6 separate regions of the Mus musculus genome follow, and regions 1, 2, 4, 5 and 6 are each linked to region 3. Evidence: chromatin loops called from intact Hi-C (ENCODE). Cell type or tissue: heart. All regions are shown on one strand.

Evidence for each region. Hi-C counts contacts between places; a loop is a spot of excess contacts. Peaks named below come from ENCODE experiments on the same cell type or tissue, not always from the same donor. Only the 100,000 strongest peaks of a DNase experiment are listed, where the experiment ranks them.
Region 1: it touches region 3 in a loop (11-fold over the local background); 2 of 42 quality-filtered maps call a loop at or near these places.
Region 2: it touches region 3 in a loop (2.6-fold over the local background); 2 of 42 quality-filtered maps call a loop at or near these places.
Region 4: a loop joins it to region 3, with 3 times the contacts of the local background. A loop is called at or near these places in 5 of 42 quality-filtered maps.
Region 5: a loop joins it to region 3, with 4 times the contacts of the local background. A loop is called at or near these places in 10 of 42 quality-filtered maps.
Region 6: it touches region 3 in a loop (2.7-fold over the local background); 2 of 42 quality-filtered maps call a loop at or near these places.

What each region holds. Positions count from the first base shown.
Region 1 is chr11:17,951,162-17,956,161 of GRCm38, forward strand. It overlaps Etaa1 (Ewing tumor-associated antigen 1), which reads right to left and starts at 2,714. Exons shown (of 6, transcript NM_026576.4): 1 at 2,402-2,714; 2 at 1,417-1,542; 3 at 1,091-1,167. The coding sequence starts at 2,633. It overlaps Etaa1os (Ewing tumor-associated antigen 1, opposite strand), which reads left to right and starts at 2,809. Exons shown (of 3, transcript NR_131915.1): 1 at 2,809-2,924. In heart, a CTCF peak has its summit at 2,699; a DNase peak (open chromatin) is centred at 2,770; H3K4me3 peaks cover 1,976 bases; H3K27ac peaks cover 1,294 bases.
Region 2 is chr11:16,792,424-16,797,423 of GRCm38, forward strand. All of the region lies in intron 1 of Egfr (epidermal growth factor receptor), which reads left to right. It overlaps Gm39584 (a long non-coding RNA gene), which reads right to left and starts at 1,026. Exons shown (of 2, transcript XR_872254.2): 1 at 1-1,026. In heart, a CTCF peak has its summit at 2,815; a DNase peak (open chromatin) is centred at 2,848; H3K27me3 peaks cover 566 bases.
Region 3 is chr11:16,948,187-16,953,186 of GRCm38, forward strand. It overlaps Fbxo48 (F-box protein 48), which reads left to right and starts at 3,224. Exons shown (of 4, transcript NM_176982.2): 1 at 3,224-4,278; 2 at 4,956-5,000. It overlaps Eldr (Egfr long non-coding downstream RNA), which reads right to left and starts at 3,096. Exons shown (of 4, transcript NR_110425.1): 1 at 2,834-3,096; 2 at 2,696-2,744. In heart, a CTCF peak has its summit at 796 (motif pointing left); a DNase peak (open chromatin) is centred at 3,085; H3K4me3 peaks cover 2,233 bases; H3K27ac peaks cover 2,319 bases.
Region 4 is chr11:17,049,193-17,054,192 of GRCm38, forward strand. Cnrip1 (cannabinoid receptor interacting protein 1) reads left to right here and starts at 2,667. Exons shown (of 3, transcript NM_029861.3): 1 at 2,667-3,156. The coding sequence starts at 2,978. In heart, no CTCF peak of the experiment used is centred here; a DNase peak (open chromatin) is centred at 2,639; H3K4me3 peaks cover 1,445 bases; H3K27ac peaks cover 829 bases.
Region 5 is chr11:16,505,305-16,510,304 of GRCm38, forward strand. It overlaps Sec61g (SEC61, gamma subunit), which reads right to left and starts at 3,180. Exons shown (of 4, transcript NM_011343.3): 1 at 2,800-3,180; 2 at 1,069-1,168. The coding sequence starts at 2,889. In heart, no CTCF peak of the experiment used is centred here; a DNase peak (open chromatin) is centred at 2,927; H3K4me3 peaks cover 2,438 bases; H3K27ac peaks cover 1,840 bases.
Region 6 is chr11:16,259,512-16,264,511 of GRCm38, forward strand. Vstm2a (V-set and transmembrane domain containing 2A) reads left to right here. Exons shown (of 5, transcript NM_001290539.2): 2 at 344-510; 3 at 1,927-1,977; 4 at 3,403-3,739. Among named protein-coding and RNA genes, the nearest start is that of Vstm2a, 4.3 kb to the left of the region's middle. In heart, a CTCF peak has its summit at 1,934; no DNase peak of the experiment used is centred here; H3K4me3 peaks cover 1,273 bases; H3K27ac peaks cover 343 bases; H3K27me3 peaks cover 1,651 bases.

The sequences.
Region 1 (5,000 bases), 1.0 Mb after region 3:
TAAGGGCTACATCTAAATCCAGCGACCTCCCTGATTTTACAGTGTTCCTGGATGATTTTCTAAGTCGTTAAGAATACTAAGAAAAGAAACTGCAAGAGGGAAACTTTTTACTACGGACAATGAAGAAGCACGGTAGAGATATGCACAGTAAAGCCCTTGTGTCTGGCTCAGAGTGAAACGCTTCAGCAAAGCCTCTGCCATGTTTTGGTCAATCAGTAAAGGCTGAGAAACTGTTTTGAGTCTGCTGAAACCTGGAAGAAATGTCTCGCTAGTGAGTCTGCTCATTGTGAGCTTGCTGGCAGCTACACCAACCTTGGTCCTAAGACACTCCTGGCACATCTTGAGTTCTTACTTTTGATTATGGCTGGCTGTGGCCAAAAGGGATGGAGATCTGAGTGGGCTGTCTGCCACAGGCAGCTGGAACCTTTCCCAGCCCCAATTAACCTTGCATAATGTTTGAATAAAGTAACTGGAGTGAGCTAGCTGGGTGTCAGTCTTTCCCAAGAAAGCTGAACCCCTCTGCTCTTTCGAAAATGAAGATTTAGCACCTTGGTGAGCTTCTCTCTCTACTGTGGCACTTATGACTGACACTAATCAATAAAGCACAAACAATAAAAACTTCAGTACACCATAGCAACTAACTACATTATTTAAGGAATAAATAACCTAGAGATGACTTAAACAATTGGGAAGGAATGGAGGCTAGCTTTGTGGCAGAGCACAGGCCCAGTAAAAGTGAGTCCCCAAGTTTGAGTTTCAGCATTATCACATGAATGAAAGAATAAATGAAGAAAAGGAGAGACAGCCACACACAGGGTACCATACAAAACCACACCACTTTATGCAAAGAACTTCACAATCAGGAGATTTGGTTATCCAAAGGGGTCATGAAACCATCTCCCATGGATTATGATATATGACCATATTGCACATTCTACAGTTTGTTCCTTTTTTCAAGGCATGCAGTCAGAAAAGCCAAATGTAACCTTGGTTGCTCTATAAACATGTTACTTTACATATGAAAGAACCACGCAAGTACACCACATACAATCTTTGCTGTTTGATAAACTATGAGATTTGCCATACTTACCTGAGGAGCAATACGGTTAACAATATGTGAAATCTCATCACTGTATGCACTGGAAATCTGCTTTTTTCTTCCTTTACCTAAAGAAACAAGACATTTCTATGAATTTTAGACCAAGAATTCTAAAATCAGTTGTCACTTTTTAGGAAACAATTGTAATCAGTACAACTTAATGACTCCACCCTAGAATCAGACAGAAAAATCACACATGAGGTTCTAAAAAACAAAACAAAAAACCCAAAACCGTTGTATTATGATGTTACCAGACTAAAATTTTACCGACAATAATTCTTCAAGCACCTACCCACATAAAAATAACAACAGATTACCTAACTGCTTTGTCATTGGAGAATTTTGATCCCAGAAGATATCAGTTTGTCCATCTGGATCATTTGGAGAACTGAAGGTACAGGATAATAAATCCATTTTCACGATTTGTACTGGCGTCTCCTTTCCTGCATAAGATGACAATCATTGCTTCTAAGTGTTACGTTACTTCATAAAAGCTAAAGTCAAACAATTAATTTTCATGTCCAATACAAAGCTTGTCTCCTAAAGACAGTTACTTTAACCACAATAGAAATGTTTCAATGAAAATAATATCTTAATACTTCATAAGTTTAGCACTGTAGTTAGGAAGTGTTCTTTGAAAATTCCATAGGCCCAGGAATGATACCATCTGATCACTGAATTACTATCACCAGGCTTTAGGTACCTCCATGACGTCAGCAGATGTACAGGAAATGCATCCAAACAGAAAGCCAAGCTAAACTCTCACAAGGCCCCTCCTGTAAACTCGACCCAATTTTTTTTTTACTCCATACACCCCAAAACCAATAGTGATTTGTTTCTAGGGAAGCTCTGTCTAGAATCACTTGAAGGTTTACAATGTTATTTTTCTTTCCCAGCCTCGTTTTATTCATAGCAGAAACAAGCAAGGTAACAGACATTGTATTTTACGGACACACCCTAGGATAGAGGTTATGAGTTTGGTCCTTATTGGGATAGATATCTCTTAACTCCAAGTTTACAGAAATGAACGCGCCATCGGTTTGCTGGGCTAACCGGATGTTACACCTAGCAAGTTCCGGGAGCACACTACGGTTTCTGAGGTGGCCCTTTTTGCAAAACAAAACAGCGAGGAAAACAACAACAACCAGCGTAGGTGCCCAGTTTCCGGAACACAGTCCACGGCACAGGCCCCGCCCACAACCAGACGTTCAGAAAAGGCCCGGTTTACCGGACTCGGCTCTGCAGCCCCAGGCCTCCCGCCCGGTCTGCACCGCCAGGCTCCGCTCCCCGCCCTCTCCTCACCCCGGGGACTGCGCCCGCCGTCAGCCGCTGCCTGCCGCTGCGCCCGCCGCGCAGACCGCGTTCCCGCCCGGCGGAGCTGGGAGCTGCAGGCCGCCCTGGACTCCCGCAGCCACGGCTCTGCCGCCGGGCGGCAGTTCTTAGCAGCCGCCCTGTGCGGCGTGCTCCTCCGGGCAGGGCTGTCCGCATGCTTCCTTCGCCGACTCATTCCCGTGCCACCGTCCTTCAGCTGCATTCACATTTTGCTACAGCGGAGCAGGGCAACTGCTCGACAGAGAGCCCGCGCGCCACCGTGCAGCGCCATCTTTGCAAGTCGGGCGCGCAAAATACGCTGCTTCTAATTGGCTGCCTCCGTCTAGGGGCGGGTTACTACGCATGGTGCGGATTGGCTGCGTCAGTGTGAGGGGCGGGGTTAGAAGGCTGCGGCCAGGGCTGAGGAAACAGGAGTTTTCTGAGGTCTACCATCAGACTCGTCCAACTTAGCAGGAACTGCAGGACCCTTTTCTGGATCTGTGACAGGAACTTGGTATGTGAGACAGTAAAGAGTTCATATACAATGACAGATTCTTATTGAATTTAAAATTTAATTGATTATTTCTAAGATTCAAATGATGGTGTGTTATTCGATAATATGAGAAAATAAAGACTATAGTTTAGGAGGTAATAAACGCAATAGTTCATAGATGTTCTGTTATGTGCGTAGCTCCAAAATGTAGGAAAACGTATTAATTTAATAAACTAACAGTCGCTGGAAACTGTACATGCAAAACAGAGCTGTCATCTTAGTAGGAATAAAATAGTGTTTATTTTGAATCAAGTAATAATTTCCATGGCCAGGGAGCATTGATTCAGGTTGGCCTAAAAACATGTTTCAATATAAAAGCAATCGCACAGACTTTAACAGTCACAGAACAAAAAACAAAGCATTTGCCAGGCGCTTTGTTGGGGACAACAGGTAGTAGGTGGGTTACAGCAAAGCAGGAGATGATTCGTCCATAGGCTTTAGGTAAGGATATAATTTATGAGACCCATCCTTTCGTTGATGGAAGTTAGTGATCTGGTAACAGTGCATTCCAAAGTTTTTACCTGCTAGCCTTCAGGATGCCAATCCTGACAGCTGGGTCCTTAATGGCTACTTAGGGCACTAAAGATAGCCATAAAGATTATTTGGTTTTATATCTGTAACACTCCAGTTTCCTTATCATGAAGTGTGTCTGTCTTTTTGTTTTTCAGACAGTGTCTTATGTGTGCCCTGCCTCCTTATTTAATGCAGTCTCGCTGTGAACTCCTGGTCTTCCTGTCTCAAGCTTGTCAGTGCTAGGACCACAGGTCTAGGTCCTGAACAGAATCATCAGCGTAGTTGTGCCTTCTTCCATGCCCCAAATAAAGTGAAACTCGGAGGTTAATTGTGCTTTAATAGATTAGTAATAAACCAAATTCTAAGTTTTTAAAGAATATGATTTGCGATAAATAGTAAAACAAAAGAGTGCCAACTCTACAGAGAGAACTATAAAACACCTTAGAAATAAATTGAAGGCCAAAATAAAAAGGGCTATGCTGTGTTTGTGGTCTGTGTCACTCACTACTGTTAAAGAGTCAATTCTTCCCAAACTGGTGTATAGTCAGTGCTGATGCCCTTAGTCTCAGAGCGGGAGGCACATGCCTGTGCAAAGGGAGGATACCTTTACTCTAAGACATGGAATGAAAAAGGAAAAAGAGACAAGAAATTTCTTGATCTCTTGAAGCATAATGAAGCTGAATCTCACCCAAATGTCAGGAGAGTGGTTAAGACTTACAACAATGTTCTAGCGGTGAAGGGACAGACAAATAAATGGATGGGACAGATAAAGTGCTTAGGTGGAAGCACTGACTTACACCTAAGTACAGGCTTTGTATAATACAAATAAAAGCCATTTAAATAATGAGGAAGGACTATGGGAGATAAACAGTATAGCCAGATGGAATGGTAGCTCATATGTGCAATCCTCCCAGCATGCAGAGGGCAGAAGCAGGAGGATTGAGAGTTTGAGGCCACCTGGGTTATATTGAGTGATCTTATCTCAGAAAATACAAATGATAACTGAAAAAGTACATTTATATGTGTATTATATATATGGATTATATATAATTTACATCGATATGAATCACACATGGAAAAAAATGAGGTGACTTTGTCTCAATCCATATCCCTAAATCAAATCAAATTGGTTCTATTTTTAATTGTAAAATAGTTTTTATTTTATAAAATTATGTATACTGTCATCATGACAGAAAAAATATATTTATGCCAATAAAGACACAAGAGGCAGAAACTGAGGTAAAACCTGCTAACTAAGCGATGTAATTTTATTTTCTTAACTATTTACAAAACATCTATGTACAAGCCTGATTCTACAACTAAACTGCTAGCTCTTTAGAAATACTGTTCTATCTGTATCATTCTATGAAGCTAATCTACCTTTCTCTTGATGTCTTCCAAACCCAAGAGGGCTTCTTACCTCTCTTTTCTAGAATACTGTTTTATCTGTGTCCTGCCAGCTGCTTCTCTCCTGATCCTGCAAGCCCAAAGAGAAAATCCTTACTACCAGGAGCTTCTTCCACA
Region 2 (5,000 bases), 160 kb before region 3:
TGAAACCCCAGAGCTCTGTGTTGAGGTCATCATTTCAGGAGGCGGGCCTAAAGCTGGAGTTCTAGTCCCCACCACACATTCCTGTGTGAGTACAACAGAATGAAACCCAGTATAAGGTCAAAGCAGAGGGAGGCTGCTTATGTTCAAAGAAAAGAGATAGTCAGCCAACTGCAGGTTTCATATTAGCACCAAAGAACAAACTAATTATAAAGCTCCACAGAGACACAGTCCACATGAGAAGACCTTTTCCACTCCAGCATTAGCTCTGTACAACAGTGGTAAGAGGAGAGGGGAGGAGCAGAGAGAGGGAGACGTTCTGTTTGGCATGGGGAGATCTTAGGTGAGACTGCTAAGTCTCCTTGGATAGTCACCTCTTCCTTTTGCTACCATTTCTTCAGCAATATCAAGAGACTCAAGTCTTAGGAAGCAGTCTGAGACTTTCAGTTCCTGATTTGTTCAGAAGATGGATGGTAAAGTTTTATTTTGTGTGTGTGTGTTGTTTTAAGTGAGATGCTTATTTCAGAGAATGCAAATCATTTAAGTGAAAGTATGGTGGTTACTTTCTTTGTAAACTTCATTGCTTGTGTGAAAGACATATTCTCATTATTTCCCCTGTACTGTCATTGTCTTCAGAAATGTAAATGGGCTGTTTACAGTGCAGGAAGCTTCCCTGGCTTTTGAAGTTTTCAGAATTCATGTCCTTTGGGGACACACCAGCAATTATCTGTCACCTCTGAGGTCAGGAGGTCTGAAAGCCATTGCTTATGCTTTCCCCTTCCAAGAATTCCAGGCGGCCTACTTCCAGGGATGTTCTCACAAATATGCCATGTATTTATGAAACCAGAAGTCGCCTGGAGTTTCCTTGGCTGTGGCAGACAGCAATGCGGTTTGTGTCCTTAGCTGTGGCAGAGAGCAATGTGGTTCTTGCTGCTTTTCAAGCATCACACTTGAGAAGCTCATGAACACCAATACATCTAGTAAAACAGGTTTCTTTTGTTTTCAAAGGAGAACACTGCCACATGCCTTATCCCACCGTTCTCTGAACTTTGTGGCCTTTTTCTGTGCACCCTCTCTGGAGTCTTGAAAGCTCCAGTTTCCCCTCCTTCACAGCAGACAATACTATTCTTTATTTCTGCTTAGACAGAACATTGGTTTTGGTAAATAGCACGGTACTCTTTTGAGTCCCCCTGATATCAACTTACTTATTCTTTTTCAGCTGTTCAGAGCTATTCTGCTGCTTCATAGGACCATCGGGGCTTAGGATAAAGAGGAGTTATTCATTTTTAAAAGTTGACCTGTTTAGAGAAGAAAGAGAGCCAAAGTGAGTACTGATCCAATTTCCCTCACAAGTTTGGAATGTGAAGGCAGAGAGAAGACACATATAAAGGAGTGTGTTTTTAAAAGCATGAGATCCTGGGATGGAAGGGGGCTCTGGCTTCGGTTCCCTCAGTTCCTTTTGTAGAAGAAAATGCTCAGACTCTCTCAGAGGGTTTTGCGAATGTCTTCTAGTACTGTTGTTAGCAGCATTGGTGGCTTCCCATGCTGATCTGAGAAACAAATTGACACACATATGAAAGAAGAAGTGACGTGCTGGAAGACATCAGAGCTGCAGAGAGAACAGGCAGTGTGTCCCGATGATAGGTCTTAGAAAGAGCTCATTTATTCATTTCATAAAATTTTCATTTATTCAATGGCAACATGGCTACAGACATACCACATAGGGTTCAGTAGCTTAGGTCTGTGTCAAAGCTGCTATCGGTAGATGTGGAGACAAGCCTGGATCTGAATGTTGGATCTTTCCTTGTGCCTGAGTGGCCTGGGATCTCCCTCTTGCTACCTACTCACACTGAACAAATAGTGTGTAGGCAGGTCTCAGTTTCTTAGGAAGTAGCAGAAAGGAATCCAGGGCATAGACATCACTGCTCAAAAGTAAGAGATGGGGGAAGAGACCCATCGTTCTTGTTCTATTGGTGTATGCTGGAGTGGAAACTCATAAAGGACATGACAGGATACACTTGTTTCCTAAACTGTATACATTTTTTTTGTTAGGCATTTATGCCTAAGAGAAAAGAAGCGATTGTTTTGAATGTATGTTACATTTTCTGTTACCTTAACTCTATTTTACCCAGTCATTTCTCAGTGATAGCCAAAGGGCTGGGTCCTGTGGTACTACAACTATCCTGAAAGACCTCTGTTTTCCTTGCTAACTCCTACCATTGAGCCCCACAAGTCCTAGGGTGCCCCAATCTAGGGATTGCTCATATTTTGCTTTTAAAAGGGAGTTAGAGAGATAGCTTGGACCTACTACAATATAGGAGTCTGTTTAACCCTCTTCCTTGAAGCATATCCTGTACAGATGGCACAGCCAGCATAACCTGCCTCCATGACTCCTTTCAGACTTCAAAAGCTCTTCCTTTCTTAACAGTCTGTGTTAAGCACATATCCAGAGCAGCACACGTGTATGTGTATGCACATGAGCACCTGGAGTTCACAGAGACTCCAGACAGACATGTTTCTGCTTAAATACAGAGAGGTTTGAAGTCTGTTTTAAATTGATGGAGAATCACCACTCTTTGCAGACTGTATCTGAAAGAGAAAAAAACATACAAAAAATAATCTCAGCATATTTAGGCCACATTAACTATGTTCCAGTGTGCTGCTTATCTGTTTAAAGACAATTACCACAGTTTTCTGGATGAGGCAAGACAAAATATCCAGTAACTTAGCAACATAAACAGAAAAGAGCCAGCACTACTACAGATTTTTCTCTTGGGCTGGATCACAAAGTACTGGCAAGAAAAAAGCTGACAGCCCTAGCCTTGTCCTGCTGAGGTCACTGTGGCCAGGGTAGTGTCCTGTGCACATGCTGCAGTGTCACATGCACATTGTCCCAAGTTCCCAGCCAGCAAATTTTCTTCCCTTGGTGCTGAAGATGAAACACTAAGTTTCACATACTATCTAACTCTGAATCACACCCCAGCCCCATTGCCATGGCCCTAAATAAAGCTCTCCTTTTGTATGTGACCCACAAGAATGTAAATTAAATGTTGCATATAAAGTTAAAATGCAAACTTCCTTTCCAATTTGTGTTACATCTGTCGAGGATCAGAAGCTGTTAGCAAAGTAATTTGGACCTTTTGTTCAAGAAACTTCGAATGGGCTTTATCCTTACTTGACCCATTCAAGGTAAGTCTCTTGAGTCTCAAGGCGTTGTACAGAGATAAGAGAACTTGTGCTTACACAAATAAGGTGCACACCCCAGCTTGCCTAGTTAGTTGCTAAGGGATTGGACAGTAAGTGCCTTGAGCCACGTGCACCTTTGCCTTCTTGTTGGCACCACAGACGTAATAATATTTATTACTTGAAGGCAGCGGTTCTCAACTTTTCTAATGCTGTGACCATCTAATCCAGTTCCCTATGTTGTGATGCCTCTCAGCCATAAAATTATTTTCATTGCTAGGTCATAACTGTAATTTTGTTACTGTTATAAATCATAATATAAAATGTCAATGTTTTCTGATGGTCATAGATGACCCCTGTGAAAGGGTTGTTCAACTCCCAAAGGCCAAACTGTGTTACTACACTTAGACTAGGAGTGCTCAGGCTTGACTGTACCTTATCTCTCCTGGGAGCCAACCCTCTGGCTACCTGACCTGTCAGTCATCATTTCTCCTCCTGAAGAATGACAAATATCTGACATTAAAGGTCCCCACCCCATTATTTAACCAGTTAGTCACCTTTGAAAAAATTTTTTTTCTGAACATTGAAGGAATCCCTTCAGTGCAGCCACATCCAGGATGAGGCAGGGGGAGACTTGATCTAGAACGTGGCACAACATGGTAGATGAGAAGATATTTGGGGGGAGAATAAAATCAAGTATCCCTCAGAGTGTGTGCTCTTGGCATGCTTGTATGGGAGATGCTTGCACAGTAAGTACGTCAAAGGTGCCCCCAGTTTGGACAACTTCCAAAATCTACCAACAGGAATTTGAATGCACCTTGTTTGGTACACTTCTTTCTGAGCTAAGTTTGCCCTTCCCTCACAGGCACTGTACACAATCTGCATGCTTTATGGCTGCTCCAACAGCCCTCAGGCATGGGTGCAGAAATCCTTAGTGCTGGCTTATTTATGGTTTTTAATTCTTCCGGCGTGTGAGTCTGCTTTTTGTCATTCCTGTCACATGTGGGCTCTTCTGAGTTGCATGCTATCTTCCCTGTGATAAAAAAAAAAAGCGCACCAAATCCACACACCTTCTCAGACTCTGAGTCACGTTTTGACAGTAATTTCTATTATGGATCCAGTAAGAACTTGGGGAAGATCAGTTTCAGTCTGCGACTTGATTTTTAATTCCCTTCCTGGTTGATCACTTAACCTGGTGCATTAATATCCATGCTCCATTCTAGATGCCTTGAATAAGAACTGCAAGTTGTGAGAAAGTTTAAAACAAACACTGGCTCACTATGGCCTTCCGTAGTTAGCTCATGTCAGAAACAAAACGTGTAAGTGGTGATCTCACACTTTCTCTCCAGTTGGAAGGCATGGGACGTTTTTCCAGAAAAAAAAATTTGTGGATAATACAGATTTTTAAAAATCATCTAACATTATAAAAATATCTCCTCTCTTCTCCACACTCCTGCTTTTAATTTCTATGTATAATATTATTAGGGAATGTGTAATTTTTCTAATGCATATCTTAACATCAAGGGACATTTTTAATCAACTAGATTAACTGGCAATGTCAAGATTATCTTGTCAAATTAAGAAATGATGTATATCAGTCAAACAACTAAAAAGTTCTGGGAAGGTCATTTTTTTTTAAAATGTATTTTCGTTCAGAAATTAATTCAAAATTAAAGCCATGTTATTTTAGAGCTCTGTTCTGGAAACTGTTGGCTATAACCATCATAATAGTGGAAAATCAAAAAGGGAACTTCAAGAGACTTTCAGTGTCACTAAACACACTTTGTCAAGTGCTTCAAATTTTTAAAGAGCAGGTATAG
Region 3 (5,000 bases):
TGTAAACAGTAGTGTGTTTGTCAGAATTACATCAATACAAATATCCAGTGCCTTCTAAGGTACCCAACAAATGCTGATGGTTCTTTATATGTAGCTTTCAGCGAAGAGTCAGCATGTTGCAGAGGTCTTCCTTCATGTTAGAGTACTTTGTAATGTATTGAGACTTTTATAAAAAAAAAATGACATTTTCAAATACTCAATGTTTAGTCTTCCAACCTATGAATGCAATAATCCCCATATTAAGTTTCACTGAATTTTTAAAAAGTAAGAATGTCAGTTTTGATGATACTAACTATGCTTCCTCCTAATTCCTCTCAGGTTCACACCCTAGCTCCCTTACTCCCCTCCTCCCTCCCCCCCCCTCTCTCTCATGCTCGCTCACTTGCTTGCTCTCACTCTCCCAGTTGGTGCTATCATTTACTCCTGAGTATGGCTATCCTCTGGTTGTTGCTTGACCTACCAAATGACACACTGTTAAAGAAAACTGACTCTCTCCTCAGAAGCTATCAACTATATATAACTCCCCAGTTAGGAGCAAGAGGCTCTTGAATTAACCCAATTCCACCCTCACCATGGTACTCTAAAATGTTGACTGGCTTGACCTAGTTAGTATAGGTCTGGGTGGGGGGGGGGAACCACAGCTGCTGGAAGTTTATGTGTTGCAGTCCTGTCCTGTCCTGTCCTGTCCAGAAAACAGTTACTAAATTTAACACTGTTACTAAACTTAACTTGGAACTTGGGAAAACAAAACAAAACAAAAAAACCCCGCCAGTAAGTCAATGGTGTCCTCTGCTGGTCAAGGGTGGCATGTACAACATAAAGTTTAGCTGAGGTAAAGATTCAGAAATGGCAGGTTCAGAAATAGTCTACAGGAGCATGAACTCAGAAATGAAAACTAATTCCAGTCAGCAATGGAAGAGCAAGAACTTTAAGCAGAACCCTGGAGAACCACTGCTTGCTTGTCTTGGCTTGCTCAGTTTGCATTCTTACACAACCCAGGACCACCATATGAATGATACTGTGCTACATCCACTCCAGTAGTGACAAGCTCGACAGGCCCTGAAAACCTGGGTGCTGTTCCGAGGCGAAAAGTTCACGGAAACTTAGTCTCCTGGAATCGTGGCATCCTGTATAAAGAATGCTCCAATGCCCTTGCTTTAGTTGGTAAACACATCTGTGTGCTTTCCCTTAATATTGATTTATTACAAGTGCTCCTACGGATTGATATTTTGACATATAGCTAAGTTAGATTCTAGGCAGTCCTTGATCCGACCTTGGGCATGGATAGCTAAGTCACTGCCCTATACAGGAATTTACCATTATCTAGGAAGATGGAAGTTTGTGATCTAAGAAGTAACCAGAGTAGATACTTAGAAATATGGATAGCTGAGTTACACCCATACACAAGTATTTACAATGGCCTAGGGGGAAGGTGGACTATACAATAGACTAGAATAGGAACTGTGGCAAGGGCACAAAGCCCTTGACCCTGGCTTCTAAGATTAAGTGGGCCTTAGGTGGAGATGTTTTTGATCCCAGTTGTTAGCATTGAATTTTATCCCAACTGGTTCCTGCCGGTCCTTCCATGTTTGCATTCCTCTGTTTTGTGTAAGAATCCAGTAACCTCTTTGTACCTTGCCGGTATGTCACCCAACTTCCCTATTTTCTTCTGTATAAAAAGTTTGATGCTCGATTTGACAAATTACATTCAGATTCTACACAATCTCATCTGTCGCTTCTGTTTGTCATTCGCCGACTCCTTGTCCACCTGCAACCAGAGACCCGTTCCACACAGATAGGAGACCCAAAAAGGCGATAGTCTGCGGCAATACTGCCCACAGTGGGCTGGGCTCGCCATAGATCTATCATCAAGAAAATGCCACCATAAACTTGCCTACAGTCCAGTCCGAGTGAGACAATTCCTCATTTGAGGTTCCTTCTTCCAAGGTGTCAAGTTGACAAAAACCAACCAGCACACACCAAATGGTGCCCCCTTCCCCCCACCCCCCCACCACCACCACCACATACACACACACCATTTCCTCTTTCCTTGTATTTCTGACTCATATCTTCTATAGAAAGCTATAGGCTTTCTTATGCCAGCTAGTGGGATGTATGGCTTTGATCGGATTGGTGTTTTTTATGAAAGCAGCTCCCTTCCCTCAGCTCTCACCCCAAGGTCTGTTCCTTCTGGTAAGTCTCTGACTTCTTATTTCAGACATTAACTGGGAATGTGAAGAAGCTCAATACACGAGGTAGTCCGCTCTTAAATGTGTCTTCCCAGGGGAGTCACAGTTTCTTGAATCCATAACAGGGGATATTGAGCGTTTCTATGTATATATATGTACATCCTGGAAAGTTCCCCAGGATGCTTTCTGCCATTAGGCCTAAGTAAACAAGTATCTCTTAGCTTCAACATCTTTATAATCAGAGACATATAGAATGTTCAAACTAAAGGCCGTAAGGGTGTAATATGCAAAAGCAGTCTTAGAGAAATACAGAACTGCACGAAAGACTGGCAAGGGGTAAATGTTGAATGCTAGCAAATATCTTCTCTGGGAACAAAACTACAATGTTCAGCTAACTTAATAACCACATAAGCTGAAAGGTTTGCAATTCCATCGTATATAGCAGTCTCGGTAGTCCTTGATATTTCACTATATTTTTGCAAGATGCTACTAGATAGAATACATACCGCATCGAGCGTTAAGCTTCCCCGGGCAGCTCCCTGGAATGTTACTATGCTAAGAAACAAAGGAAATGAGTAACACGATATTATCATCAAAAAAAATTTCAACGTGAACTTTTTCAGCAACCTTTGTCGAGCACACACCTCAGGGAAGGAGCACCTAGTCAGGTTGCAGAGTCCCCTGGGGAGAGAGAGCCTTGGCGCTCAAACTCTCGGCCGTCTCAAAGCCCTCGCTAGCTACCAAAGCACTTTGGGAGTCCCGCCCTTTGCAAGTCCCGCCCTTTGTAAGTCCCGCCCTTTGTAAGTCCCGCTCTTTTAAGTCCCGCCCATGTGCCCGCTGTCACTCAGCGGGGACGCTGGACCTTGCAGTGACTTGGGCCTCCTTTCTTTCCTTCCCTTACGGTGATGAAACGCAGGGTAAACTACCAATCCCAGAAGGCACCGCGCATGCAAATGGGTGGAGCGAGGCTTGAGAGGGCGGGACATGAAGGCCTTCCGGAAAAGATTCAAATCCGGAGGACTGAAATCGCGGGAGGAGCCGGCACCGCGCCTTTAGGTAGGAGAGGCAGCTCTGCCCTTCCCTGCACAGGGACCAGCGTGCTCAGCTGTGGTCGGTCGCTTCTCCTGCCTGTCCTCACAGCACAGGGATGTGGTTGCGCTCGCCAGGACTGGTGTGGGCTCCCTGAGAACTAGTCTTGCCCGACGATGCTCTTTCTCGGTTTGCTCACTCCTAGTGACATTTGACAGGACGGTGGATGGAGGGGCTGGAGGTGGCCCAGAGTGACCGCTCTTCTCAAAGACCCAGGTTTAGTTCCCAGTGTCCACAGAGGGGTCTTGCCACTGACTGTTACTCCATTTCGGGGATCCCACCCCCCTTTTGGCTCCTGCGGGCAGCGCACGCACTGTGTGCTGAGACTTGTTTGCAAGCAAACCGGCAATACACATACATAGAAGCAGATCTTTGAAAAGGAGGTGGGAGGACCGCAAGCTAACGCAATATTTCCGCAAGGTTGGTTCAAAAAGAGGCGACATACAAGGAATAGCTTTCGAGGCATTCAAGAGAGATAATTTAGAAGATTCCTAGTGAGATTTTTGGGAATATGACCAAGGCACCACAGAATGTTCAATTGAAAAACTTCCTGCCTCTTGTGGAATTCCTTTGACAGAAGGAAAGATTTTATTCCTAGGGAGAGCCTGGGAGAAACAGCAAACATCTGAGTGTAGTGTAACCTCCTAATAGAAACTTAGTTTCAAAGATGACACTTTGCCTTTAGTTTGTACCAGTGGTAGGAGGGGAGAAGGTTCGTTGCAAATACTTGATCTTGTGGGTTTTGTCTTGTTTTTGCACACCAAGTTGCTTTCTATTTTCTATTTCTAAAGGAAGCCCCTGTTCAGTTCAGACATTACAGTTCTAACCACAACCAGTTTGGATCATAAACAGCCTAACCAAAGGTAGTCACCATGATGTTACTAACTACAAAGACTCGAGTAGTGCATCTGAAAAGGGAATTGTTAGTCACTGAATGAAGAGATATTTAGCTATACATCAAATGCCTATTGTATCCTGATTCTCCACCACAAAAGGAACTGTAAGTATTATAAAGTAGGTAAACACAAATTGTGCTTATATTGCAACATGGCCCAGGATGATGTGTGCAGCCTTGAAGCTTCCAGAAGCTTCCACTGTGGTCCTTGAGAACATTAGCTGGAATAAGGCTTTACATCTATAGCTATATACTATTCCTAGCTGAATTATGAACTACTTAGATTGTACTTGTCACTCAGTAATAGATTTGGGGACAGTGATCCTTAGCTCATAATTAGGCACATAAGATAGATTGATTTCTAAGACACCACTCTTGAAGTGTAATTGAATATATGAGACTCCATAATTATGGTCAGGACTTCATCCTGGACTATTTTGGGTAAACTGATGTCAAGAGTATGCACTTGTCCACTACATCCAAACGGTTAAGTAGTTCTTATACAGATTACTAAAGGACCAGCAGGTTTGTGACTCTGTTAGCTCGAAGGTGAGGAAACCAATGGTAAAGCATCAGTTCACATAGAGACTTTTAATAAACACTAAAGTAGTCATTATTACTAAACTCAGCAAATGTTTGATGTGGAGAATCATTCCCCCCCCCTTTTTTTAAAGATAATGTTCTTCTAGAACAGCAAGAAACAAAACATGTAGAAACCATGATACTTGCCAAGAACTAGTGTTCAAAGTGAAGGGAATGTGTTCATGGTCTCCCATATACAGGTCAGATGTTGGCCACTTGTTTTTACGCACGCCACCTGGCAGTCT
Region 4 (5,000 bases), 100 kb after region 3:
GTATGAGACACTCAATGGTTTGTAAGTATTGTGTATGTATATGCACAAAAATATATCATGATATTTTTACATTATAAGTTTAGCTGGCCAAGACAATTTTTACCCAATAGCCAATAATCCTAATGGAACTGGCATTCTATTTAAATATATAAAACAGTACTTTAATATCTTAGAATATTTAATATTCTCAAAATTATCATTATTAAAATATGAATTTTAACTGAAGACCTGAACTAATAATCAACAGTATTAGAAGTTAACGTCCTCCTTTTTATTGGCTATTGTTCAGCACTTGCTTAGAGATAATGCAGCATCACATAAAAACTGTTAACATCGTATGCAGGTATTCATTCTCCTTCTTAAGTCGTTTCTTTCACATCCTCGTTACTGCCCAGACCAGATCATTTTGCCCTTTAGCTGCAATGTACAGAAAGTATTGTATGATTTTTAACATATGCATACTCACTGAATACTTCATAAAGTTCAAAAACCTGTCTTTCATCCCATAATAGTTTCAATGCTTAAAAAGACTAATGCTCAGTGTGGTAGCAATGTCAAAATGAGTCAAGAGTGATACAACTTCTATGGTAGAGTAGTTTGACATGAAAGAGATCTTGAGGCAAGTCATCCAAACCTCCAATGGCAGGAAACACTTTAAACTCTCCTTTGCTCTGGCTCCTTCTGGTTCTCAGCCTAAGGCTTTCAATGCTAATAACTCTTGCCTTGACTTCTCCATCACATGGCTCTTTCAAGACATCTAGTCAAGGATTTGTTCTCCTAATACACCTGGATCTTAGAAAGGTGGATCCACAGGAATTGTGCTAAAGAGAGGGAGGAATAACTGCTTCTTTAGTAGGGAAATCTACTTTACCTTCCAGGTTCCATTCTCTGTGCAGTTGCTCAATGGCTACCACAAAACTCTGTTGGGTCTGTTTACCTTTCTAGGAAAGGCATAATTTTTTTCCTCTTTCTTCTCTTCTTTTCCTTTTGGATGCTAGTCAGAGCCTACATATGCTTTCTCTGGTACTATGGGCTTTTCCCCTTTCTCTCATGCTCCCCTCACCACTTATGAAGCTACATGGCTGACCTCAAAGGATCTTAACTTAAACAGCATAGATTTTCTTTCTCTTCTCCATCTTCCTCAAGATTATAGCTAGTCTGCCCTAGGACTTTTCTTTTAAGTTAAAGGTTGCTCCCAAGATTCAAAATAAATGATAAAACTATATAGACATTATTTACAATTAGGTTTGCACCTCTTTGCACTCACCATAGGTGAATCATTATGAATCTAAATACTTTTAGATGTGGAAGAATTCACATATGACCATAGTTAAAACACAGCAATAATTCAAGTCTCTCAACATTTTGGGGACATGTCTGATGTTCCAGGTGATGTTTTGTGCATGTTGAAGATTTAGTAATACGTAAAATAGAGAAAAAACCCACCCTTGTGTTTCAAATCCTGTGTTTCCACTGCTCATCATGCTTGTAATTAAGTCTGAGCATGGGTTAGACAATGTAAAATATGATGCACCTTTAAAATAGTTGTATAGCAACTGTAGTTTCGATATGTGAGAATTCATTCAACCATTCTTTATGCTGCTGGGTCTTTTTTCAACCATTCATAGATTGGCAGTCCATTTAGGTTTTGTTTTGATTTTTTTGCTAACAGTTACAATAAACACCAATACCTCAGAATCATTTTTATACATATATATATATAGCTTATTAACTAAATAAAAGTAGCCTAACCTGTGTAAGTACAAAGTTGCAAACAACCGCATCTGTCCCAATGGGAGGCATCAATTGTATCCTGCATTTCCCAGGTATGAGGTGGAGCCTATGGTACTATCCACCTGTGTGGTGCTGAAGAAGGAACTCATTTTTCTCCGTCAGGAACTCATTTCCATGCACCTAGTCTCCCTTTGCTGCTTGGCATCTTCAACTGTCAACCACCATCTATGAGAAAGCCTTTCAAAATCATATGTAGCGTGCAAGCGCAGACTCTGCACTGTCATATGAAATGTTCTGCAGTAGTTCTTTGACTCATCCTTCTTAGACATTGTCACTACACCTAACTCACCAGACTACCTTACTTTTTACAGAGTTGGTCAGACTCACCCTTCCAGATTTGTGTGTGTGTGTGTGTATATATATATATATATGATTGATTATAGTGTCAATTCTAAGCCAAGATATGTATAATGAAAATGAAAATAGGACTCTCTCAACCTGTCCCTGCTCCCCCTTTCTCCCTAACCGCATCTGTCTTTCTATCTCCACCTAATCTAGTGTAATTTCCACTCCACGTGAGATGAGCTCTGCCTTCGGGGCCATTTGTCCTTGCTCTCAGTAGGATGCACTCATTTCCTGAAATTTAAATCATTAGCTAGCAGTTTCCTACCCCGTTTCCTGCCACTTGCCTCCACTTCCCCTCTCAGTCACTTCACACCAAACCTCAGCTCAAACCCTCCAGAAAGTGAATCTACATCCCTTAGGGCCTAGACTCTGGGGTCTCAGCTCCTTGTTGTAGCAATTAATCTTGGTCCCAGGGCCTCTCCGCCCCATCCTCCTCGCATCCGGTGCTGTTCTAGGAGGAGCCTAAACGTCAGTCCTGCTGAAGGGGATTGTGGTGCGTAAACAAGATTAACTCTCTAGCCCCCAGCAGTGCTGATTTGCGGGGCAGCCTGCCAGTCCAGTCACTGCGAGCCCTCGCGTGCGTGCAGGGCCCTGCGTGGGGAGCGGGGGATGGGGCAGCCTGCTGCCTCCATGCTGTCTCTTGGGCCGGCTCCTTTTCTGAGTGTAGTGGAGGGCCACAGCTGCTTCTCAAAATCTGGGGTGGACAGAGGCGACCGCTCCTAGCTGTGGCCTGCATCCATCCGCTCTCTCTTCCTCCCTGCTTGTCCCCTCCGCCCAAAGCGCCGCAGCAGCTCTCTCCAGCCTTCACTGTCCACCACTCCAGTCTCGGTTGCCAACTATGGGGGACCTACCCGGACTCGTGCGCCTTTCCATCGCGCTGCGCATCCAGCCCAACGACGGCCCTGTTTTCTTCAAGGTGGACGGGCAGCGTTTTGGCCAGAACCGCACAATCAAGCTGCTCACCGGCTCCTCCTACAAGGTGGAGGTGAAGATTAAGCCCACAACACTGCAGGTCGAGTGAGTGTGGGGCGTGCCGGGTGGTGGCAGGGCAATAACATCCCGGGTATGGGAGGAGCATGGAGGCTCCAGGGCATCCCTATCCTCCACTGGGCCCTTCTAGTCTCTCGAATGCTCAGCAGGACCTGGAATGAGGGCAAGAGATGAACGCCCTGCCCCTAAGCTACTCCCCCTCCTTGAGCTTGTAGTCTTACATTCCTGATTCCTTCCACCCATTTCAGTAAATCCCTTTAAATCTGCGACAAGAATCCAAGGTTTGGAGGCTTTTGCTGCTGTTGTTGTATTTTAGGGTTTGCTTTGTTTTGATTTCTTGTAAATCTCTCTTTAGTCTACCTACAACAGAGAAACATAGGTAGACAGGGTGGGGACGATGGTAGAAAGACATGGAATGTTTCAGGAACCACAATCCCGTCTCTCCTCTGCTGGATCCTGCAATCTCTCCTGCTTCTGCTGACAATACGGAAGTGGAAGTGGGAAGAGAGGCTGAGGAGTGAGTAATCTCAGTGGACAGATGGTCCCTGGGTTCCCAGAAGGATGCTCTCCAGTTCTCCCTTCCAGGGTTAATGTCAGCGGAGGCATCAGGCACAAATTAGAGGGCACTGCCTGTGCTGGGCTCACCTTTATGGATTTCATACACTGTGCCTTTTCTTTCTTTCCTGGCTGAATTTTTCAGTCAGCCTGGTCAGCCTAGTGTTGATCTCTGTGGTGGTTAACAGCATCTTCACAAGAAGACTGTAGAAGAGAATGGTGGCAGTTAAAAAAAAAAAAAAAAAAAAAAAAAGATCACATATGGGTCTTAGTTTCTTTTCCTATGGCTGTGATAAAATACCCTGACAAAATCAGCTTACTGAAGAAAGGTTTTGTTTGCCTCAGTTTTGATGTTAGAGTCCATCATGTCAAAAAGTCACGGCAGCTGCAACTTTCAGAGCCGAGACCAGAGAGCAGTGAACTGGGGCGTGCAGGTCAGCGCTCATCTGCTCCTTCCTTTCCATTCTGTCTAGAGCCCAGCAGCACACTTTTAGATGGGGTTTCCAACCATGATTAAACACAATCAAAAAACCCCACACAGATATGACCACAGACTAACCCGGAGAGACAATTCTCATTGAGAATCCCTTCCCAAGTAATTTTACATTGTGTCAAGTTAACAATTGAAACTGTCACAGGGTCCTCCTCTACTGGCTCACCTTTCACTCAAGCACTGTGTCGTCTAGTTTGTAAGAAGGAATAAAGCAACATTTATGACCCTAACATACTCGAGGGAAGAAGAGGCTTTGAAACAATCAGATACTTTCAGTTAGTTTGAAGTAAGTAAACTTATTTTATTTAGCTCGCTACACATAAAGATTTGTAGCCACACTTGGACTGTTTCTGGTGTTCACACACACACACACACACACACACACCTCCATCTCCCAGCTCCCTGTACCCATTGTCCTCACCGTCCCTAGTTGTCCCCGAACTTGTGTCCAGGCTTTCCCCCCTCTTATGCCCTGTAGAATGTTGCCCTCACTTTCACAGTTTATTTTCCCTTTCTTTGGGGGTAATTTTCTAGATTTCAAGCTAATCTGAAAGCAGATTAGGTGCTGGTAAGTTTTTCTTTAATTACATTTAAGTTGTGGTAAGGATTTCTTCAGTGCTCTAATGCAGCGACTCCCAGATTGAGTTTCTATTAGAATTTGCTGAAGAGCTTGTTGAATGATAGTCAAGTTGTGCTCATCAGAGTTTCTAGTGCTATGTTTCCAGGGTGGAGCTTTAATGTTCATATTCTGATGGGTCTCCTGTTGATACCTGGACTTTGCCCTGAGAACATTTTTCCTCATCTGAATGGATGACATCACTGA
Region 5 (5,000 bases), 440 kb before region 3:
GGTGTATTTCAGTCCTATTCTATCTCCTAAGGACACGTTCTCTGACCACCTCACCTAGTTCAACTAGTATGCGATACCCAGATCTCCTCATTCTCTTCCTTCATACCTCCACCAAGGCAGAATTAAAATGATTACTGTAATGATTGGATGGCCTTCCCTGACAGACCCCAGCTGCGTGAGAATAAGGGTCAGTATCAATTATTGTATTTACATAATCAATGTGTGCTGGCTAGTTTTATATCAACTTGAAATAAGCTAGTCATTTGAGAGAAAAAACCCAACTGAAAAATGCTTAACATCCAGCTGTAGTCAGACAAGCCTGTAGGGCATTTTCTCAATTCATGATTGTGGAGAGAGGACCCAGCCCATTGTGGTACGCCCTGGGTTCTATAAGAAAGTAGGCTGAACAAACCGTGAGGAGCAAGCAAATAAACAGCATTCCTCCATGGCCTCTGCATCAGCTCCTGCTTCTAGGTTCCTGTCCAGATTCAGTTTCTCCCTTGGCTTCCTTCAGTGGACCGGGATTCAAGATACATAAGCCAAATAAACCCATTCACCTCCAAATAGCCTTTGGTCATGGTTGTTCATCGCAGAGAACTAACCCTAAGAGAGTATGTGACTCTATTATAAGAGTCTGCCTTAAATTCTAACCCAACCAATTCACAAATTAAAGTAGACAAATCTAGCACACCTATGAAACTTTGACATAAGAAAGTATCGTTACTTTGTAGGGTATAATAACTACTGCATTAACTTCATGTTGAGGTTTTATTGACTCGCGAGCAGAGCAGGGAAGCTGACCAAGTTTTCACACACTAGAAATATGGAAGGCACTACACTACAACTAACTTAAATATGGTATGTATGATAAGGCCTGAATAATCTCATATCATAAAGAAAAGCTTTAAGCAGCTTGCTAAGAAGGACATAAAGACAGGGCCACGATAGTGGCAGCAGTGCAATGTTCCTTTTAACAGTGTGCTAAGCAAGCGCTCCATCATTGAGCTGACTTCCAGGCCTGCAGAGATTTAGTGTTTTATCTCACTCTCAAGACCAAGATAGTATTACCTTTTCTGTCGGGTTTGGTGCATCTTTTAACCAGCCGAATTGAGTCCTTTACAAACTGCCGGCTGGGCTCCACAAACTGCATTACCTGATCCATGTTTGTCTGTTTAAAAAATAAAAGCAAAAACAACACACTCAGTAGTATTCTCTCACATATTAGGACTTATTGAGTTATACACAGAGGCAGCACAGTCCTGAATTCAATTCATAAAGAAAAAAGCTCTTCCAAGTTCATAAAGAAAAAAGTTCTTCCAAGCCTAAATTTAGAGTGGTTTTATGATATACAAGAAAGCACGAGACTCAAACAAGCGAGCACTGATCTTACCAATGTTGTTATCCTCCCTGGCAAAGGATCATACACTCATTAAAGGATTCTCTCATTACAAGATTAAGCAATAACAGCCCCCTTTCCTATCAACTACATTCATCTAACTATTCCGGCTAAGAAACCAAAAAATAGTTACGCTTAATACTACTTTTTAAAGTTCAAACTATTGAAAACTTAGGATCTACTACAACAAGTTCCAACTATGGTGTAACAAGAGCCTAAAATGGAGGCAAGAGTACACTCCAATCAAGTTGCTGGAAGTCATGCCCATATAATATATTTAAGTAAAAGTAGATTTCTTGGGGTGGGCAGACAGATGAATATTCCAAACAACAAAAATTGGCAAGATTCAGATTCTGCAAAGCCTTCAGCTAAATGTTTAGGTTTGAATATTTTGAGGTTCTTTTGAAACTCTATTAAGAATACAACGACTCTGAGAGCCACTGGTAACGGAGCCACAGTATTTGTACTCCATTTCCAGGTCTTAGAAGTCAGATGATAATTACACTCTCTAGCTAGAAAATAGAAGCCCTGCTGGGTCCCAGTTTTAAGCCGTGAACAGTGGACAAATAGCTGAACCACTTAAGGTACACACTAAGAAATCAATTCACAGCCTGATACAGAAAGCAAAGGGACGCCTGTTTTCTCGGTGTTTCATTTAGCTGTTCTTCAAATCCAACAGCCCTAAAACCACTAGACCAACCACTGCACTCGCTGTTAGAGGAGAGCACGAGTCCACTAAGACTTCTCGATGCTGACTACTGATCAAACACTTTTACTTTAAATTTCGACACCTGAACACAACTTCACAAGAGGTTCAAAGCATCAGGCTCTGGAAGCCACAAGAGACAATGAGTTCACCAACAGTGTGAGGATGTTCAGGCAGGGGATGTTCAGGGAGAAGGCTGAACCCTAGATCCAGACGCTAAGCTCTGAGTTCGTGAACTTTTGGAAACCCTCCTCCTTAGAGGTCTTGACTGGCTAATTCCATCTGAGGCTACGTAGGTAGAACCTGTGCCTGGATTTTGCCCTTTTCATAAATGAATGGCTCTCTGTCCACCTGTCCATCAGCGACCCGGCTCAGCCAACTTGTCCACAGTTCTGCAGCTTCCAGGTCCAGCTCCTGGCCTCCAGGCTTATCAAGGACGTCCTCGTGACCCCAGCCCGTGGCCCCTTCGCCGCCCCTTTCCCCGGGGGTTCCTTTGATCTCCACGACCCCCAGGCCCGCTCATCTCGCGCCCACTTAGATCCCGGCCCCAATCATCCCACCGGACGCTCGTACCTCCAGTTTCTTCACCTCCCCTGGTCCCTCCGTGTCCCTGGCCTCCCATCCCGCGGCCCCTTTGTGCCATGAACCCTAGACCAGCTTTCCCCTACCTACCACTCATGAGAAAATCCTTACTTACTGGATGGCGGATTGAGAGCGTAGAGACACGTAGCTCAGGAGAGAACCGAGCCCAACGGAACCGGAAGCTGGCAACCCACAGCCCGCCCATTCCTCCTTTCAATTGGCTCTTCACGCAGAGACGTCACTACGCCGGCGCAGTGCTACGTGTGTTTCTCCCGGCTTCCCGAGCAGAGGCCGACCTGAGCGATTCGGGTCTCTCCAGCTGAACGGGCGGGCGGTGTGGGATCTTGGTTCCCGATTGTTCGCCTCCCGGTCTCGGGCGCAGCCTCTCCAGCAGCCTCTCCAGCAGCCTCAACGTAAATCCACGAAGTGTCGCTAGTTAGTTAGTGAGTGAGTGTCTGCGCTACAGCTATGAGTCTCCCCGCTGCGCATGCAAATAATGTCACTGATCAAAAATGAAACAAACATCTCAGTATGAACGACCTAATTCAAACTATTCTCCATTCCCGGAAAATGACTTTCTGCTTATTATTCATGGGAATATAGAGGGAATTAAGACCGCCTACCTAGAACTTTCTTGTCCCCAATGAGGAATTAGATGTACTGCTGGTACTAACAGTCTCTGAGTGCAATACATTTGACATTTCTGAGTTAAGATTTGTTGCTTGGATAATCTTGATTGGCTCTATCAGTAGGCTTTGAAGAGTTTTTACTTCATTTCACGTGCAACCTCGGGCAAGTACTGTGAAACAGATTACAATACTTTGCTTTCATATGGAGCACAAACCATAATTCTACCATTAGTATCTAAAAGACCTATAAAAATTTTCTTCCAATCACTAAAAAAGATACAGCAGGTTTGCAAGTGTCATGAAGCACTACCTTGAAACATTAGTTCTTTGCTATTTGAAGGAGTTGTTTTTGTATATTCAAAATGAGCAATTAGAGTTTCTTTTTTTAACTCAGCTTGCAGCCATATATTGGGAAGTGACAACTGTCAATCTGGCATAACTTGGCCTTTGGATATAAAAGGGGTTAATGCAGCTACTGTATTATAACATTCTTATGTTTTTCGTGGTTGTTTCAGTATAAGTACGCATCTATAAATCTATCACTTGAGAATAGGAGGTGTGTAGATGTTCCAGGTCACCCTTAGCTACATAGAAATTTGAAGGACAGCTTGGGTTATATGAAAAACGTCTCAAAACAAAACAAATATATATATACACATTCAAGCCCAGGATTAAACACTGCAAAAAGATAAAACAGGAGAGTGATTCATATATTAATGATGTTTAAAGAAACACAGAATCCATAAGAATTCAGGAGAAGTGGAACTGAGTAAAACAAAAAAATATGATTTTTAAAACCACTAAAACAGGGCAGCTAAATATAGGTGACAAACTTCTAGCATACTGTGAAGGATTATCCAAATTAGGTTACTTACTGGCTGGGTTTTTGTGTCAACTTGACACAGCTGGAGTAATCACAGAGAAAGGAGCTTCAGTTGAGGAAATGCCTCCATGAGATCCAGCTGTGGGGTATTTTCTCAATTAGTGATCAAGGGGGAAAGGCCCCTTGTGGGAGGTGTCATCTCTGGGCTGGTAGTCTTGTGTTCTATGAGAAAGCAAGCTGAGCAAGCCAGGGGAAGCAAATCAATAAGAATGATTGGCCTCTCCATGGCCTCTGCATCAGCTCCTGCTCCCTGACCTGCTTGAGTTCCAGTCCTGACTTCTTCAGTGATGAACAACAGTATGGAAGTGCAAGCTGATTAAACCCTTTCCTCCCCAACTTGCTTCGTGGTCATGATGTTTGTGCAGCAATAGAAACCCTGACTAAAGCTGGGCATGGTGGCGCACGTCTTTAATCCCAGCACTCGGGAGGCAGAGGCAGGCGGATTTCTGAGTTCGAGGCCAGCCTGGTCTACAAAGTGAGCTCCAGGACAGCCAGAGCTATAAAGAGAAACCCTGTCTCAAAAAACCAAAAAAAAAAAAAAAAAAAGAAACCCTGACTAAGACAGTTACCCTCCCACCTAGTAACCCAGGTTACCCTGAGAGTTCATCCTGTCCTTTTCCAGAGTCTATGTGTGCATTTTTCCTAGGATCCTGTGTATGCATTGCTTTGCATCTGTGTGACAGTTCCCTGTGTAAACTTTGGTTGGTTCTCACCAGGTTTTCAGCCCAGTGAATGCCATGTGACTCTGTCTCCTTTTCTTTTAGACAGTTCTGGTAGTATTCTTCTATTCTTCTGCTCAGGTTT
Region 6 (5,000 bases), 690 kb before region 3:
AATGCTGCAATCTGACAAAAGATGTTTGATTCTAACTCTAGGCATCTTGGCTAGCAACAAGAGCTATTGGCAAGCTCATTAACCTTTCCATTATCTGGACTTGATCAACAACAAAGTGATTTAGGCACTACACCAAGAGCAAGACATGCAGAGGCAGAACAGTGGGGATGGGGAGGCCCACAGGGGTGTGCTAAGGGCTTGTTGTTGCTGTTTTTCTTTTCTTTTTTCAAGGCCCACGAAAAAGAAAGGCCAAGCAAACAAAAACTTGTGTTGAGTTCTCCAGGAAAGAGACATTGGCAAAGCTGGTGTAGATACACCAAAACGGTGCATTTTTGTCTTGCAGCAAAATTTACCGAGTTGCCGAGAAATGTGACTGCTACCGAAGGGCAAAATGTGGAGATGTCCTGTGCTTTCCAAAGCGGCTCTGCTTCAGTGTACCTGGAGATCCAGTGGTGGTTCCTTCGGGGGCCAGAGGACCTGGAGCAAGGCACGGAGGCTGCAGGCTCGCAGGTAGCCATAGCTCAAAGCCCACAGAGCCCCCGCATGTCACTTTGTTAGTTCTGTGCAGGTCTATCTAATCATTAGCCAGGGACCAAGGCACTGCCCATGGGGCTTCCTTGCGCTGGGAGAGTGAGCAAGGTTGAATTTGTCCTAGTGACAGTAAGTGAAAAACACCTAGGAAGTCGCAGGATCTGAGGGAGACTTTCCCAATTTAGACTGGAATTAAACAGCTCTTAGTAACGGGTATTATGGAGCTATCCAAACAGGCAGTGTGTCTCTGATACAGCTCAGGACATTCTCCCACCCTCCACCAGCCTTCTGTTTTCCCAGCATCAAGAGGGATGTTCCTCCTCTCCTTTCTATTCTCTTCTAGTCTGTCTGTCTGTCTGTCTGTCTGTCTGTCTCTTTCTCTCTCTCTCTCTCTCTCTCTCTCTCTCTCTCTCTCTCTCTCTCTGAAGGAGTGAGAGAGGCGGGCAGGAGGGAGGGAGGGAAGGAAGGCGGAGGTGGGGAGGGGGAGGAGAAAGAGGAGGGGAGGTAGCAATGGGGTAGACATCAGAAAATAAAGGAGAGGCCCTGGACTTGAGAGGAAAGTAGAGCAGGAGATGAGTAAAGGAGGGAGAATGGAAGAAGAGGAGGAAGGAAAATCTAAAGAGAAGCTAGAAGAGTCGTGGTAAGAGCGGGAACCCGGAGGCCCACGAAGCAAAAGGGACTCGGACCTGAGACCTAGAGGATGAGAAAGTCTGTAGAAGAGAGCTGCGGACTGGTCAGCAGCGAGAGCAGAGATATGGAAATTCTTCCGGAAAACTTCTATCCTCACTCTTGTCCTCGCCTGGGTTCTCCGAACCCGCAGGCCAGGCAGACTGAACTGCGAGGCACAAGACCTGGCAGCGCTTTAACGCTAGCACCGGGCCATCCAAGGGGAGCACAGCCTTCAGGGATGCGGGGCACCACAGGGACTCTCCAGAGTGTCTCTAAGATAGAGGAAGCCGCCAGAACCTCGGTTACCCTTAGTGACCGGGAACCGGCGACCATGGGAATGCTTGGGGACGACAGGAACTCTCCAGGGTGTCACTAGGACAGAGGGGACCACGGAGACCTTAGGAATTCTTGGGGAGAGCCGAGGACTTAGTGATGCCCAAGGAAGACATGGAGACCCCGGGAACTGCTTGGGAATCTGGCGCGGGGACGGGGAAATTCAGGGATTGTTCCAGGGAGGGACAAGGGAGGCAATCCAGCCCCTAGCCTGGCCTCGGGACTGAGTGCGGTTGGGACCTGGGTCGTTCTTCCGTCTCTTAAATTGCTTGGTTTGAAGCGTTTCAAGAAGGGAAGACGGGATCTCTACTAGCAGTTGGGGCGCTGCAGTATCGCGGCGCCTGGGACTGAAGAACTCGGGCGAGGTTGAGCATTTGCACCCTTGTCCTACAGGTGGAGCTCTTACCCGACAGAGACCCGGACAACGATGGGACCAAGATTAGTGTGAGTGTCACAGGGACCAGCGACAGGGGGCACATCCTTTAGTAAACTACCAAGCAGATCCAAGATGGATATTAGTAGAAACGGTTTTAGATGTAAAACCGTTTAATTCATTGAGCTTGAAGAGGTAACTTTACAAAATCAGAATGAGAGACAGTTCTCTCTTTATACCTCATTAAATCCCTAAAAAATGAGTCAAATTTAGAGTCCATAAATAAAATTGCATGTTTTAACCATGTAAATAATTACAAATTTGCCATAGTGTTATTTTGTTAGCAAGTAGGATTATTGCACTGTTTTTTAGTAATCTTTTTCACACTCACCTAACAATGAAGGCCTGCAATACTTCAACATTAATAATTTTAATAATTCAAAGTAATAGAATTATACCTACTCTCAATATAAAATAAAAATCTCAAGAAAACAAAAATGAAACCATCCGTTAGGACTTTGAAATGTAATGAAGTAGTGTAACTCAATTTGGATATTATTCATAATTCATGTAAAGTATTTCTAAATATTGTATTCAAATAAATCACAAAAATATAAAACCAAAGTAAATATACACCTGTTTTTAGCCCAAACTGGCCTGCTGATAATATAAAGATGTGGATTATTTGTAATAATTACAATAGCCATGGCTAGAATATCCTCCATCATCCTTCATTTCTATTTTTATAAAAATCCATCATATTCTTAAACCTGGCATATGTAATCTTTGAGTCTGTCAGTCATGGGTTGACATATAATATATATCAAATTTAACTGCATATATGTATATATAGAATACACAGTATATATTTAATATTACATTTTAGACATATGATCTTATTATTAATCTGGATAAGATTATTGGAGTAAGTGGGGCTGACCTCAGTTTTGAAAATCAAATCAATGTTCCATTAACAGCATCACAAGTTTATATAATGACTGGAGCATATTACTGAGCCTTATTCTGTAGCCTGAGTCCTGCTAGTAGGACTCAGTAGTAGTCTGTTAGTAGGCAATTTGGAAAAAAAAATTACTCTCTAAGTCTATAAGTAGTGTTTTCAGTAAAGTGCACCCTCTTTTATTAAACTATTATAGCCAACACTCCCACTACCCCTTGCCCCATATTTGAGGGAGTTGTCATATAGCTGTAAAGAAGAAAAATCTATGCAGTGTTTCATCCAGCAGAGCCAACCAGGCAGAGATCAGTCTCCTGTTATGACAGTCTGGGAAACGAGGACAGTAGAGTCACTCTGGCACTGCTAAAATTGCACTTATGACCTCTCAAGTAGGCTTGCTCATAGACCAGGATAAATAATGACCTTCAGGTTTGTTCTACGAAGCCAATAAGATGCTTAAGTTTCCCAACATTAGTAAATTTAAAGGGTGGGAATAAAACCCTTTGATGTGAAACTTTGTTTTTCACCTGCAATTTTTCAGACAGTGAAAGTCCAAGGCAATGATATCTCCCACAAGCTTCAGATATCCAAAGTGAGAAAAAAGGATGAAGGTTTATACGAGTGCAGGGTGACTGACGCTAACTACGGGGAGCTTCAGGAACACAAGGCCCAGGCCTATCTGAAAGTCAATGCCAACAGCCATGCTCGGAGGATGCAGGCCTTTGAAGCCTCACCTATGTGGCTGCAAGACACGAAGCCTCGAAAGAACGCATCATCGGTGGTTCCCAGCAGCGTCCACAACTCTGCCAACCAACGAATGCACTCCACCTCCAGCCCTCAAGCGGTAGCCAAAATCCCCAAGCAAAGTCCACAATCAGGTATGAAAACGCATTTTGAGCCTTTCATTTTATCACTCACAACCCTGCTACCCAAAGCTCGGTTCAGTAGCATAGAGAGATTATTATTAAATGGCTTTTCAAATAGGAGACTGAGTTCGATTGAAATAAGGAGACATGAGCCATTCAGAGCAGGAGGCTGGACGTTCAGGATGAGTTTGCTCCATTAATCCCTGGCACTGTTTCATATCCAGGGATCTGAGAGCTGCACCCTTTTGTTCTCCCCCTTCTTTCTGTATTTACACACTATAAGAACAATAAATCATGTAATGTTGGCTCCATTATAAATGCATGTTCATTTTCTCTACAGATTTATGTATCAATAATGACCCAAATTAAGAGGCTTTCACTTAATCAAAATGGAAATGAAAAAGACTCACCATAATCATCCATATATTTAGTGACCTCTGGCTTTAAGCAGAGCTATTCTCCAAGGGCTTTTGATTTTGAAGGAGAAACTTCAGCTGCCTGAGATGAAATTGATGGTGATAATGGCAGGAAGTAGGGGGGGGGGTGGGCAAGGAAACAGTGCAGAGATAAGGCAGCTCCTACAAATGTGCCTTGGATGCCAATTTGGAAACTTAGTCACACATCTCTCGAGTCAGCTGTGCAAGTTAAAGTAATTCTGAACAGCATTAACTTATGCAATTGTTCCACCAATGGAAACTCACTCTACTTCTAACCTTGATGTGGGATAAAGGCTGGCTGTGTTGAGCAGGCTTGTACAAGACCCCCAGCTGTCCTATTTTCTCAAACGCTTTGCCTAACACAGGATAAGGGGAGCATCATACCTGATATACATGGAATCACTTGTTGTGATGAGTTATTGCTTCTTTCTTTCCACTTGCAATTTTTCTGGTAGTGAAGTCCAAGATAATACTATCCACGGAAAGCTTGAGATAGCCAAGTGGGGTTTATGCCATGAGTCCTTACAGAAGTGCAGGGTGACTGAAGCCAGCTATAGGGAGCTATAGCAGCACAAGCCCGGGCCTACCTGAAGGTCATTAGCAATAGCCAATGCACACTTCTAAATTCTAGCTTGTTAATATGGTTAAGAAATATAAGTGCCAGGTCTAGGGTATAGCTCAGTTATACATCACTTTATTAATTTGTGTAAAGCCCTGGATTCAGCCTCCAGCATCCTAGAAAAAAAAATCAATCAATCAATAAAAACTAATAAAATTACGTATGCCAACATGCATCTCCTCTTTATGCTTCTTGTTTGAATAGACATGATGTAGAT